3 separate regions of the Homo sapiens genome follow, and all the other regions are linked to region 3. A link is a contact called in ENCODE Hi-C or POLR2A ChIA-PET data. All regions are on one chromosome and are shown on one strand. Each heading gives the region's core, a stretch centred on a gene start or an enhancer-like site at or near the end of the contact. The rest is flanking DNA. Distances are from core to core; before and after follow the strand shown.

Region 1 (3,794 bases), core at 434-2,933, 750 kb before region 3:
CTAACAAGGTCTCTTTTGTCCTTGTGCTTTGGAGTGTCTTCAGGCTTTCCCTGGATAATGATAGCCAAAAGTATTCAGAGTTTTAGAAAACCTAAAACCTAAAACCTTCAAAAGGGCAATGTTGAGAAATAAAGAAATGAATTATTCCATTGTTAAGCAACTCATGTCTGAGTAAGAGAAAACTTGAATTTATGGTGGTTAAAGTATATGTGAGATATTAAAAACAAAAGAGAGAGAGAAAGAAAAAAAACCCAGAAAGCCATTTTTTGATCCTCAAGAGATCAGATGAAGTTTCTATGTGAAGCATTGAGAGATCTTTATTTTATGATAAGGCTAAATGCCAGATTGTCAAAAAAAGGGTCAAATATAAACTTCTTTGCATAATACGTAAATCCATTAATAATCTGACCCTTTCTTTTCCAATCTCCTCTACTAGCAACCTCCAGTATATTCTGGTTACCCTGCTCCAAAAATGCTCTAAACATGCCATGCCTGTGTACTACTTCCCCATGGTTTATTCTCCCTCTCCATTTCTGGCCAACTCCTACTCATCCTTTAAAACTCAGCTTGAATGTCATCTCCTCTACAAAGCAGGTGGTTGTAGTCACCTCTATTAGTGTTCCCATCTTTTGTATATACTTCCTATGATTCTGATCACATTCTGCTTAATATCTTATCACATCCTGTCATGTATATGCTCATCTCCTCTAGCAGTCAGTTTTTTAAGGGCAGTAAACCTGGGTGCTTTTTTGTTTTTTGCAGTCCCAGTCCCAGCAGTGCTGAGCAACAGAAGAGATAAACACCACAGTTTTTAGGAAGTTCAGTTGCATAAGAGATGACAGTAGAGGCCCCTGCATGTCTATTGCAGACAATTACTTACGGGCTCACAAAAGAATATTCTCTGGTTTTGCCCAGTGGGATGCACTGTCCTACAAAGGCTGAAGATTTTGGGGAGGCAACAGACACACCAAACAGACTTCCTTTTCTATATCTTTCAGTTGCTGACACTATTAAGAAATAGAGACTGGGCATGGTGGCTCACACGTGTAATCCCAACACTTTGGGAGGCCGAGGTGGAGGATTGCTTATGACCAGGAGTTTGAGACCAGCTGGGCAACATAGTGAGACCCCATCTCTACCACATACACACACACACACACACACACACGCAAATTAGCTGGGCGTGGTGGCAAGCCCCTGTAGTCCCAGCTACTCAGGAGGCTGAGGTGGGAGGATCACTTGAGCCTGGGATGTTGAGGCTGCAGTGAATCATGATTGCACCATCGCATTCTAGCCTGGGAGACAGAGCAAGACCTTGTCTCAGGAAGGAAGGAAGGAAGGAAGGGGAGAGAGAGAGAGAAAGAAAGAAAGAAGGAAAGAAAGGAAGAAAGAGAGAAAGAGAGAGAGGAAGGAAGGAAAGAAAGAAAGAAAAGGAAGTAGAGAAAGAAAGGAAGGCAGGCAGGCAGGCAGGAAGGAGGAATTCCCTTCTGATTTGGTAGGAATTAGAAGATTCCTCTACTCTATCATTGTCATTGTAAAACATCTCTAGAGTAGTTGTTTGAGGCACACAAACTCCTTTCCAACATGATATTACAATACCCAGATTTCTGGTGTCAAGCCACATGTCAGTATGAACGGTCCTGCACAGATGACGTGTTCAACTTTCATGGTTGTCTCTACCTTCCATTCCAGCCTGCTCCGCCTCCTGGATTTTCCAGAAACCTCTGGCTTCTCCCTTCTTCCTCAGGGGTGTGTGGCTCTCTGGTGGGGAATTATCAACCAACATAGTGGGAGATGCTGAAGCCCGAGCGATGAGCAAAGTGAACACAGAGCACTGGGAAGCTGAGGTGCAGATGCACGAAGGGAAGAAGCTGGGAAGAAGCTGGAGGAAAGGAGTGAAGGAAATAGGATGATGGAGCCAAAACTGGGACTAGGGAGGCCAGACCTGGGAAAGAAGGTGGGAGCTGAAGTGGGGATCCTGAGGATGTTAACTGAAAAACCACGAGATCTATAAGCAACTCTTTAACCGAAAGGAGAGACTCTGCTGGTAGAAGTTTACCTGTTGGGGGTGACTCAGGCAGAGCTAAGCTAGCCCTGCAATGACTCCAAATGATCCTGCAAGGTGGGGGCAGACACAGGAGAGGAAAACAGCCCCATCCTGGCCTGCTGGTCAAAGCACACACGTGTGCTCTCTTCTCTCCCTCCCTCTCTGCTCTGTCTCTCTCTCTCCCTCCTTTTCTCTCTGTTTCTGTCTTTCTCTCTCTGTACCTTGGCAGCTAACCTGGCATTCTGAACTCCACCCCCAACCCTGTCGGTGCCTCTTTTGACCCTGAGTAGCTCTTTTCTCTCTTTCCCTACTTCCTACTTCTTACCACTGCCTGGAGAGGTTATTCTTAGCCACTTGCTGAACAGTTACTTGTTTCATTTAAACAAACAAAAAAGAAACAAAACCTGCCTAATGTGGCAGTAGACTTGAATTTAAAGAAAATGTATTTCAAACTGGGAAGAAGAGAAAAATTTTTTCTTAAATGCAACTTATTTTCATTGATTCTGAAAGCAATACATATTTATTGTAGAGAGAAATTGGATTGTACAGAGAAGCACAAAGAATAAAATTATAGTTATCCATTATTCCATGGTCAGAGATAACTGGAATTAACATAAGGATATTGCTTTGGCTTGAATGTTTGTGTCTTTTCCAAAATTCATGCTGAGGCCGGGCGCGGTGGCTCACCCCTGTAATCCCAGCACTTTGTGAGGCTGAGGCAGGTGGATTGCCTGAGCTCAGGAGTTCTAGACCAGCCTGGCCAACATGGTGAAACCCCAACTCTACTAAAAATACAAAAAATTAGCCAGGCGTGGCGGTGCATGCCTGTAATCCCAGCTACTCAGGAGGCTGAGGCACAAGAATCGTTTGAACCTGGGAGGCGGAGGTTGCAGTGAGCTGAGATTGCACCACTGCACTCCAGCCTGGGTGACAGAACGAGACTCTGTCACAAACAAACAAACAAAACCAAAATTCGAGTTGAAAGATAATCCCCAATGTAACAGTATTAAGAAAGAGGTGAGGTCTTTAGGAGGTGATTAGACCGTGAGGACTCTGCTCGCATGATTGGATTAATGCCTCATAAAAGGACTTGAGGGAGCCAGTTCAGCCCCTTCTTCTCTTCCACCAAGTGAAGACTCAGGGTTTGTCTTCTCCCTCAGCAACAGGGTGCCATCACAGAAGCAGAGAGCAGCCCTCAGCAGACATCAGACATGCTGGTGCCTTGATCTTGGGCTTCCCAGTCTCCACAACTGTGACAAATACACTTCTATTGTTGATAAATTACCCAGTCTGTGATATTTTGTTACAGCAGCACAGACTAAAACAGAAATATATGCTTTTTAGCCTTCTACACACACACACACACACACACACACACACACATTATTGGGATATAGTGTATGTATTGTTTCATAATCTACTTCTTTCACATGAACACTTTATGGTGAATGTTTTTCCATGCTAATATTTTTTCCATAAAGATATTTTAAATCATGACATAGTATTCTATTTGAACATATCAAAACATTTAATCTACTATTATTGGACATTTAAGATATTTCAAAAAAAATTTTCTTTTTGCTACTAGCAATAGATTTGTCTTTTTTTTTTTTTTTCTTGAGACAGGGTCTCACTCTGTCACCCAGGCTGGAGTGCAGTGGTGTGATTTTGGCTCACTGCAACCTCCACTTCTGGGGTTCAAGTGATCCTCCCCCCTCAGCCTCCTGAGTAGCAGGGACTACAGGCA
Region 2 (3,940 bases), core at 830-3,329, 530 kb before region 3:
CAATAACACTGATTGTCAAAGGAGCACGTCTACTGGTCGCAAAGTGCCATATGGCTGATTGCGTCTAATAAAATGAGCTCATGTTGAATTGACAATCTGTATATGTCTCTGTTGTCCCCAAAAAGACAGCTGAAAATGATTGAGGGCTGCAAGTATTTGGTGACTGCACCATGGATACAGTAATTTAACTCAGCTGTCACTAAGCTTGTGCCAGATTTGGCCTAGCAGACATTTTTGTGTTGATGGGGCGTGTTTCTTGGTGTGTCTCACTACAGGTGATGGGGTCAGTCCCAGCTGAGGGGTCCACATGGACTCCCCAGCAGGGGCAGTGTATGGCTGTGAGAGCTGCTCACACATCTCTAAGTCCTCATCCATTCCTTCTGTTCCCACGCCCTGCCCATCTCCTCCCACCAGATACAGTGCCAGGTGGGGAAGGCAAGTGAGGACGGTGGGGAGGGGGGTGCAGTGGCAAAGGCCCCCCAACACAGTCTGCTTTGTGACTTGTGGCTGGAGGACTCCACCTAGCACCTTCCTTCTGAGCTGAGCTCCAGCCTGGGCCCCAGTTGCCCCGAGTCCTGGTTAGAGTTCAGAGCTGCAGCTCAGGGTGGTAGCTGCAAGCCCCATGCGGCTACTGAGCACTCTAAATGTGGCAATTCCAAACTGACACTGAATTTCAAGCCCTTGGTACTAGAAAAAGAGACTATAAAAATCTTACAAATTTTATACGATTACATGTTGGAATGATAATGATTTTTATATACAAAGTATATTGCTAAAGTTAATTTCACCTGTTTCTTTTTATTATTATTACTTCTTAGTTAGCCACTAGAAAATGTAAGATGACGTGTGTGGCTCACATTATAATTCTGTTGGGCGCCACTGATCTAGAAAGAATTCGATTTGTAAAGGGGCCCAGATGGACCATTTCAGGGGATTCGGCAAGTGTTTGCCGAGCACCTTCTGTGTGCAGCTCATCTGCCGCACAGATGGCTGTCTGAGCTGCTGGGGGAGGTGGGAGGTGGGGTCGGAGCAGGGAGCTGCCCCATTGGAGGAGCGTGGGGAGCAGTGCCCATCCCTGAGCTGAACCACGGACATCTTCCTCAGGAAGCACTTTGAGTATCTGGGCCCAGCACAGCCCGGAACCCTCCCAGTACCTCTAAGGTTACAAGTAATTGTCTAAGGCCTACGTTATTCCTGCACACCCAAACACAGCCCTCAGCATCTCATGGGAAAAGAGAGCCTTATCTCCAAGATGCACTTTGAAGTTTAAAAATAAAAGTGGGGGTGACCAGTGCAGTGCTGGTTGGCCTCAGCCCATGATGGGGGCTTGGGAGAGTTTTCTTCTCTTTCTTCTCTTCCTCCCTCCCCTTCCTCCCTTCCATTCTCCTCTCCTTCCTTCCTTTCATCCTTTCCTTCATTCCTTCCTTCCTCCCTCCCCTTCCTTCCTTCCATCCTCCTCTCCTCTCCTCTCCTCTCCTCTCCTCTCCTCTCCTCTCCTCCCCTCCCCTCCCCTCCCCTCCCCTCCCCTCCCCTCCCCTCTCCTCTCCTTCCCTGCCTCCCTCCCTTTGATGCTTAAGACTCAGCACAGGAAGAGAGAGCTCCTAGGAACATGAAAGCTGAAGATAAACCCCAAAGCCTCCTTTGTCTTCCCTTAATCTGCTTTAAGCTCCCACCAGCTCAAGCCTAATTGAGTTAGTTCTTGAGTGAAAGGGAGCTTTGGTGATGTTAAACTGTTATTTAATCACAAGTGGCAGGTGGGATGTGGGGCAAAGGGCAGGAAAAGTGGGTCTGTGGGAACGTAGAGCTGAGCAAAGCCTTCCTTCCTCCCCTCGCATCAGGGAAGGCCCGCGATGCCCTTTCATTAGTATTTCAGCCAGTGTTTTCCAAATTGCTGACCATAAACCGTTAGGGGATTGGGAAATCAGTTTCGTGGATTTCAACGAGCATTGTTGAAATGTGGGGGGTGGTGCGGCCTGGGAAGAGTAGAACAGAAAGTAACAGAAGGCTTTGCAGGTAGTGAAAGGAAGTATTGCTTCCTGAAACTTTTGACTTAGATGTGAGTCAGCTGTGTGTGCATGTGCACTTAATTGCAACAGAAAATGCACTTTTTGCTGTGGGTCATGAGCAAAAAAGTTTGAAAGCTTCTCTCTGATGCTCCTAGAAATAGAGTCCCTTCTGTGCGTGGGTCAGGAGAAATGATAAGCAACAGAGGATGGGGAACAGGAATCCTTGGCTGTGTGATAGAAAAGGCTGTGGGGAGGTGCGAGGTGGGAGGTGGGAGAAGCAGCAGGGTCTGAGTGCCCGGGCCTGGGCAGCCTGTTAAACTTCATGGCCCCATGGTCTGTTTGCTTCTGCACCTGCAGCAGGGAGCAGAGGCCAGGCCCCAGGGGGCACGTGGCTCCACATTCTGAAAATCAAATTAGTGGACAAGGGAATGGAAGGCCTCTTTGAGGGGCTCTGTGCCACATGTATTCACCTGGGATCGGGGAAGGAAGGATGACAATGGAGAGAGTGTTCTGGGAGGAAATTCAGTTCTCACCTGAGTAGACTGTCTGTGGGGGGCTTTGCAGATGCTCAGCGTTGCAGAAGATGACGTTTCTATTTCCACTGTTAAAGAACCCGTCTTGGCCAGGCGCAGTGGCTCACACCTATAATCCCAGCACTTTGGGAGGCCGAGGTGGGTGGATCACGAGATCAGGAGTTTGAGACCAGCCTGGCCAATGTGGTGAAACCCTGTCTCTACTAAAAATACAAAAAATTAGCAGGGTGTGGTGGCACACGCCTGTAATCCCAGCTACTCGGGAGGCTGAGGAAGGAGAATCACTTGAATCCAGGAGGCGGAGGTTGCAGTGAGCTGAGATCGTGCCATTGCACTCCAGCCTGGGCGACAGAGCAAGACTCCATCTCGAGAAGAAGAAGAAGAAAAAAGGAACCCCTCTTATTCTTTCGCCATTCGTATTTTATGTGTATAACAGTCAATATTATGATGAGCACTGGGATTCATACTAACTCATTCTATTGCTAAAACAATTTTTTCACTGAGCTTTTTCTTTTGGTGCCTCTTAAATAATCTCACTATTAAGCCAAAAAAATCAGAAAGTGAGCTATTTGGGAAAAAACAAGCACAAAGATGAACTCAACCCTGGTTGAAATATAGCCCTGGGGAAGGGAACTACTTGATCTCCCAAAGCACAAAGATCGGCGACTTTGTAGCACTTTGAGTGTCTGGGCCTGGCAGGCAGCTCTGAATGTTCCTGTTGCCTCTAAGGTTACAAATGATTGTCTAAGGCCTATGTTACACCTTCATACCCATGTACGACACTCAGCCTCTCATGAGAAAAGAAAGCTTTATCTCTAAGATGAACTTTGAGGTTTAAAAATAAAAGCAGGGCTGCCGTTTCCCAGGGCCACTGTTGAGACTGCGCAGAATGGGCTATTTCTTTACAAATAAACAAGCGTCTTACAGGCTGACCAGCTAACTGGCATTTCAGGTGGCTGAAACTTTTCCTTTGAGGCCTACCCAGGTGAAGGGACATTTACTTGGGTTTAACATGTTTGCATCTGAGGAGAAATTTTTAAAAGCATTTTTCTTATGGAGAAAGGGAAACATTTTGCTATTTATTTATTTATTTATATTTTAGAGATGGAGTCTCACTTCGTCACCCAGGCTGGAGAGCAGTGGCGTGATCATAGCTCACCGCAGCCTCGACCTGGGCTCAAGGAATTGTCCCAGGAAACTGTTCTTTTCAAATGGCGGGGAGACAGAAAATGCTGATGATCCACAGTGCTGCTCAAGTTTAGAATGCAACAAAGAAACAGCCAGTTGTTGTGAAATTATTCGCCAATCATTACACACAATGACAGGAAATTATTTATAGAAAAAATCCCAACATAATTTCTTTCCCCAGCATCCCAGGGGACAAACCAGGGAAGGTAGTGC
Region 3 (3,808 bases), core at 221-2,720:
CCAACAGCAATTGGATGGGCAGTCTATCCACAGGTTTCCAAAAAGGTAAGCCCGGTTCTCAGGAATGGCAATAGCCTGTTGCCCTGCCCCCACTCTTCTGCACGTTGCATCTTGGAAGAAGTTGCATTTGCATTTAGGAATCAATCGTCAGCAAAATGGGCTCTTCCTGGAGTTCTCTGATCCATGCACACATACACACAACCTAGGGCACCACCATGTGCAAATCCCATGTGCACATCTCTTGTCAAGGGCACCCCATGTGCAGGCCCTTGTAGCAGAACAATTTTTACTCAGTTCAGTTACCACTGAGGCCTCCACCATATTCACCTTTCCACATCCTCAGCAGTGAGGACCTGTCACCACAGCAACCAATGGCTCTGTAACCATCCCATGCCTGTGCCCTCATGGAACCCTGTGGGCATCTCTTTGGCATAACAGCCCAGGGGTGGAACTGATGCAATACATAGTATCCCAGTCCATGTGGACAGCCTGGGCAGCTTAGAAACCACCAAAGTGTGCTGCTCACAGCTCTGGAGGCCGGAAGTCCAAGATCAAGCCACCAGCATATCCAGTGGCTGGTGAGGTCAATTCCTTGTTCATAGACAGCACCTTCTCACTGAGTCCTCACATGGTGTAAGAGATGAGGGAGTTCTCTGGGGTCCCTTTTATAAGGGCAGTAATCCCATTCATGAACTCATCACCTCCAAATGCTCCATGTCATAACACCATCATCTTGAAGGTGAGGATTTCAACGTACTAATGTGGAGGGTGGGACACCTTCAGACCACAGTGTGGGCATGCAAACTGCATAGTCCACAACTGAGCTGTTCCCAAGAACACCCCCCTGCCCTTGCACTCTGCTGCTGGGAAGTGACCTCAAAGCCCTTGGGATGCCATGCCTGACAGGAGGGTCTTTGTTTGCCTGGTGGCCTTGGGTCACACTGGACAGTCCCATAATGTGGTTTAGGGTAGGTTGGCTGCACTGAAGAGAACACTGTGACATGGGGGCGGGAGTCCCTGAGCCAAGTCCAGCGGCAGCAATGTGATGTGCGGTAGGGGCCCTTTGAGTCCTGCAGTTCGACTTCCTCTGAGGCTGGAGACTAAGACTGGCCATGTGGGAAGTCAGCTATCCCTAGGTGCTGGATGCCAGAAGAGACCCAGGATTCTAAGGCTGGGCAGTGTCCCTGGTTGGCAGAACTCCCCGTGCAGTCACACAGGGTGCCCGGAAGGTAGCACAGCCCAGACACCACGGGGACAGGACAGTCGAAGCTCTGTTACCTCTCCCGGACTCCCCCATGGGTTTCCTCCCTTGGCTGACTTAAAGTTGTCTCCGTTCCCCATAATAAACTGTAACGGAAAGCGTAGCAGCTTTCAGTGGGTTCTGGGGGCTTTTCTAGTGAGTTATAGAACCGGAGGTGGTTTTGGGAACAACTCACCCGACAGACATGCCGCTGGTGTGAGAAACAAGCCCGGTGTTGGGGACTGGCTCCCCCTAGCGTCCGGTTGGTCTAACTGCCTTTCATATACAGCCTATACCTCATGTTACTGCGCTTCGCATACTGCATTTGTTAAAAATTGAAGGTGGGTGGCAACCATGCGTTGAGCAAGCTGACCTGTGGCATTTTCGCAGCAGCATGTGCTCACTTGGTGTCTGTGTCTCATTTTGGTAACTCCTGCAATATTTCAAGCTTTTTTGTTATTGTTCCTTTTGTTCTGGTGATCTGTGATCAGGGATCTTTCATGTTACCGTTGAAATTCTTTAGGGATGCCAAGAACTGCGTCCATACAAGGCAGCAAACTTAATGGAAAAATGGCATGTACATCCTCACTGCTCGCCAGACCAGCCATTCCCCTGCCTCTCTCTCTCCCCCCAGGCCTCCCTATCCCCTGGCACACAACAATACTGAAATTGGGCCAATTAATGACCCTATAATGGCCCCTAAGTGTTGAAGTGAAAGGAAGAGTCACACACCTCTCACTTTAAGGCAAAGGCTAGAGATGATCAATCTTAGTGAGGAAGGCACATCCAAAGCAGAAAGATGCTACTTGTGCCAAAGTCAGCCAAGCTGTGAATGCAAAGGAGAAGTTCTTGAAGGAAACTGAAAGTACTCCAGTGAACACACGAATGATAAAAAAGCGAAAGTCTTATTGCAGATATGCAGAAAGTGTGCACGGTCTGAATAGAAAATCAAACCAGCCACAACATTTCCTTAATCCAAAGCCTAATCCAGAGCAAGATCCTCTCTTCAATTCTATGAAGGTTGAGAGAAGCGAGGAAGCTGCAGAAGAAAAGCTTGAAGCTGGCGGGGGTTGGTTCATGCGGTTTAAAAAAAGAAGCCATCACTGTAACATAAAAATGCAAGGAGAAGCAGCAAGAGCTGATGAAGGCGCTGCAGCAAGTTCTCCAGCAGATCCAGCTAAGATCACTGATGAAGGGGGCCACACTAACAACGGATTTTCAATGCACACAAAACAGCCTTCTATTAGAAGCAGATGCCATCCAGAACTCTCATAGCTAGAAAGAAGCCAATGCCTGGCTCCAAAGCTTCAAAGGACAGGGTGACTCTCTTGTTAGGGGCTCATGCAGCTAGCGACTTCAAATTAAAGCCAATGCTCATTCACCAATTACAACAATTCTAAGGCCCTTAGGAATTATGTTCAATCTACTCTACCTGTGCTGTATAAATGAAACAACAAAGCCTACATGACAGCACATCTGTTTACTGCATGGTTTACTATTTTAAGTCCATTAAAATATTAAAATAGCCATTAACACAACATTCAAGTCTTATTAACTTTCAAGTTAACTTCCATAATTAACTTTCAAGTCTTATTATTTAAGACATTTCATAAGGCTACAGCTGCCTTAGACAATGATTCCTCTGATGGATCTGGGAGAAAATTTTTAAAAACCTGCTGGAAAGGATTCACCATTCTAGATGCCTTAAGAACATTCATGATTCATGGGAGGAGGTCAAAACAGCAACATGAACAGGAGTTTGGAAGATGTTGATTCCAGCCCTCATGGATGACTCTGAGCGATCCCGGACTTCAGGGGAGGAAGTCACTGCAGATGTGGTGGAAACAGCAAGAGAACGAGAATTGGAAGTGGAGCCTGGAGATGGGACTGAATTGCTGCAGTCTCATGAGAAAACATGAATGGATGACAAGTTGCTTCTTATGGATGAACAAAGGAAGTGTTTTCTTGAGATGGAATCTACTTCTGGTGAAGATGCTGTGCACACGGTTGAAATGACAACAAAGGATTTAGAATTGACATCAACTTAGTTGATAAAGCAGTGGCAGGGTTTGAGAAGAGTGACTCTAATTTTTAAAGATGTTATGTGGGTAAACTGCTATCAAACAGCAACACATGCTACAGAGAAGTCTTTTGAATGGAAGTCAATTGATGTGACAAACTTCATTGTCTTATTTTAAGAAATTGCCACAGCAACCCCAAACTCCAGCAGCCACCACCCTAATTAGTCAGCAGCCACCAACATTGAGGCAAGACCCTCCCCCAGCAAAAAGATGGCAATTCACTGAACACTCAGATGATCATTAGCATTTTTTAGCAACAAAGTATTTTAAAATTAAGGTACATACATTGGCTTTTTTAGACATAATGCTACTGCATACTTAGTAGACTACATTACAGCCTATAAAAGCATTTTATATGCACTTGGAAACCAAACATTTCATGGGACTTGCTTTATTGCAGTATTTGCTGTATTGCAATGGTCTAGAAGCAAACCCATGGTTTCTCCAAGGTATGCCTTTTAGTTTGACCCCAGACTGCACTCCAAAG

The links. A loop is a pair of places that touch in the nucleus more often than their neighbours do. ChIA-PET counts read pairs that join two places held with the same protein, here RNA polymerase II (POLR2A). Pooled maps may share reads with other maps.
Region 1: a map of CD8-positive, alpha-beta T cell shows a loop between it and region 3 (3-fold over the local background). The contact joins the promoter of TMEM78 here to the enhancer-like site in region 3. A Hi-C loop is called at or near these places in 1 of 168 maps with a recorded cell type or tissue (CD8-positive, alpha-beta T cell) and 9 of 50 pooled maps. POLR2A ChIA-PET finds 5 or more read pairs at or near these places in 2 of 52 experiments (HEK293T and T-cell).
Region 2: a pooled map shows a loop between it and region 3 (2.1-fold over the local background). The contact joins two enhancer-like sites. A Hi-C loop is called at or near these places in 2 of 37 single-sample maps with no recorded cell type and 4 of 50 pooled maps.

What each region holds. Positions count from the first base shown.
Region 1 is chr1:229,247,525-229,251,318 of GRCh38, reverse strand. TMEM78 (transmembrane protein 78) reads right to left here and starts at 1,683. Exons shown (of 1, transcript NR_172940.1): 1 at 1-1,683. The region is part of intron 1 of LOC102723935 (a long non-coding RNA gene); the gene reads left to right.
Region 2 is chr1:229,025,795-229,029,734 of GRCh38, reverse strand. No RefSeq gene overlaps it. Among named protein-coding and RNA genes, the nearest start is that of LINC02815, 130 kb to the left of the region's middle. RefSeq lists an enhancer at 1,474-2,211. Within about 2 kb of position 2,079, at least 7 of the 41 ENCODE cell types and tissues checked have a DNase peak (open chromatin) inside an H3K27ac peak, as active enhancers do.
Region 3 is chr1:228,498,798-228,502,605 of GRCh38, reverse strand. No RefSeq gene overlaps it. Among named protein-coding and RNA genes, the nearest start is that of RNF187, 13 kb to the right of the region's middle. RefSeq lists a silencer at 1,413-1,502 and enhancers at 1,344-1,638, 1,603-1,702. Within about 2 kb of position 1,470, at least 6 of the 41 ENCODE cell types and tissues checked have a DNase peak (open chromatin) inside an H3K27ac peak, as active enhancers do; they include CD8-positive, alpha-beta T cell, where a contact is called at or near this core.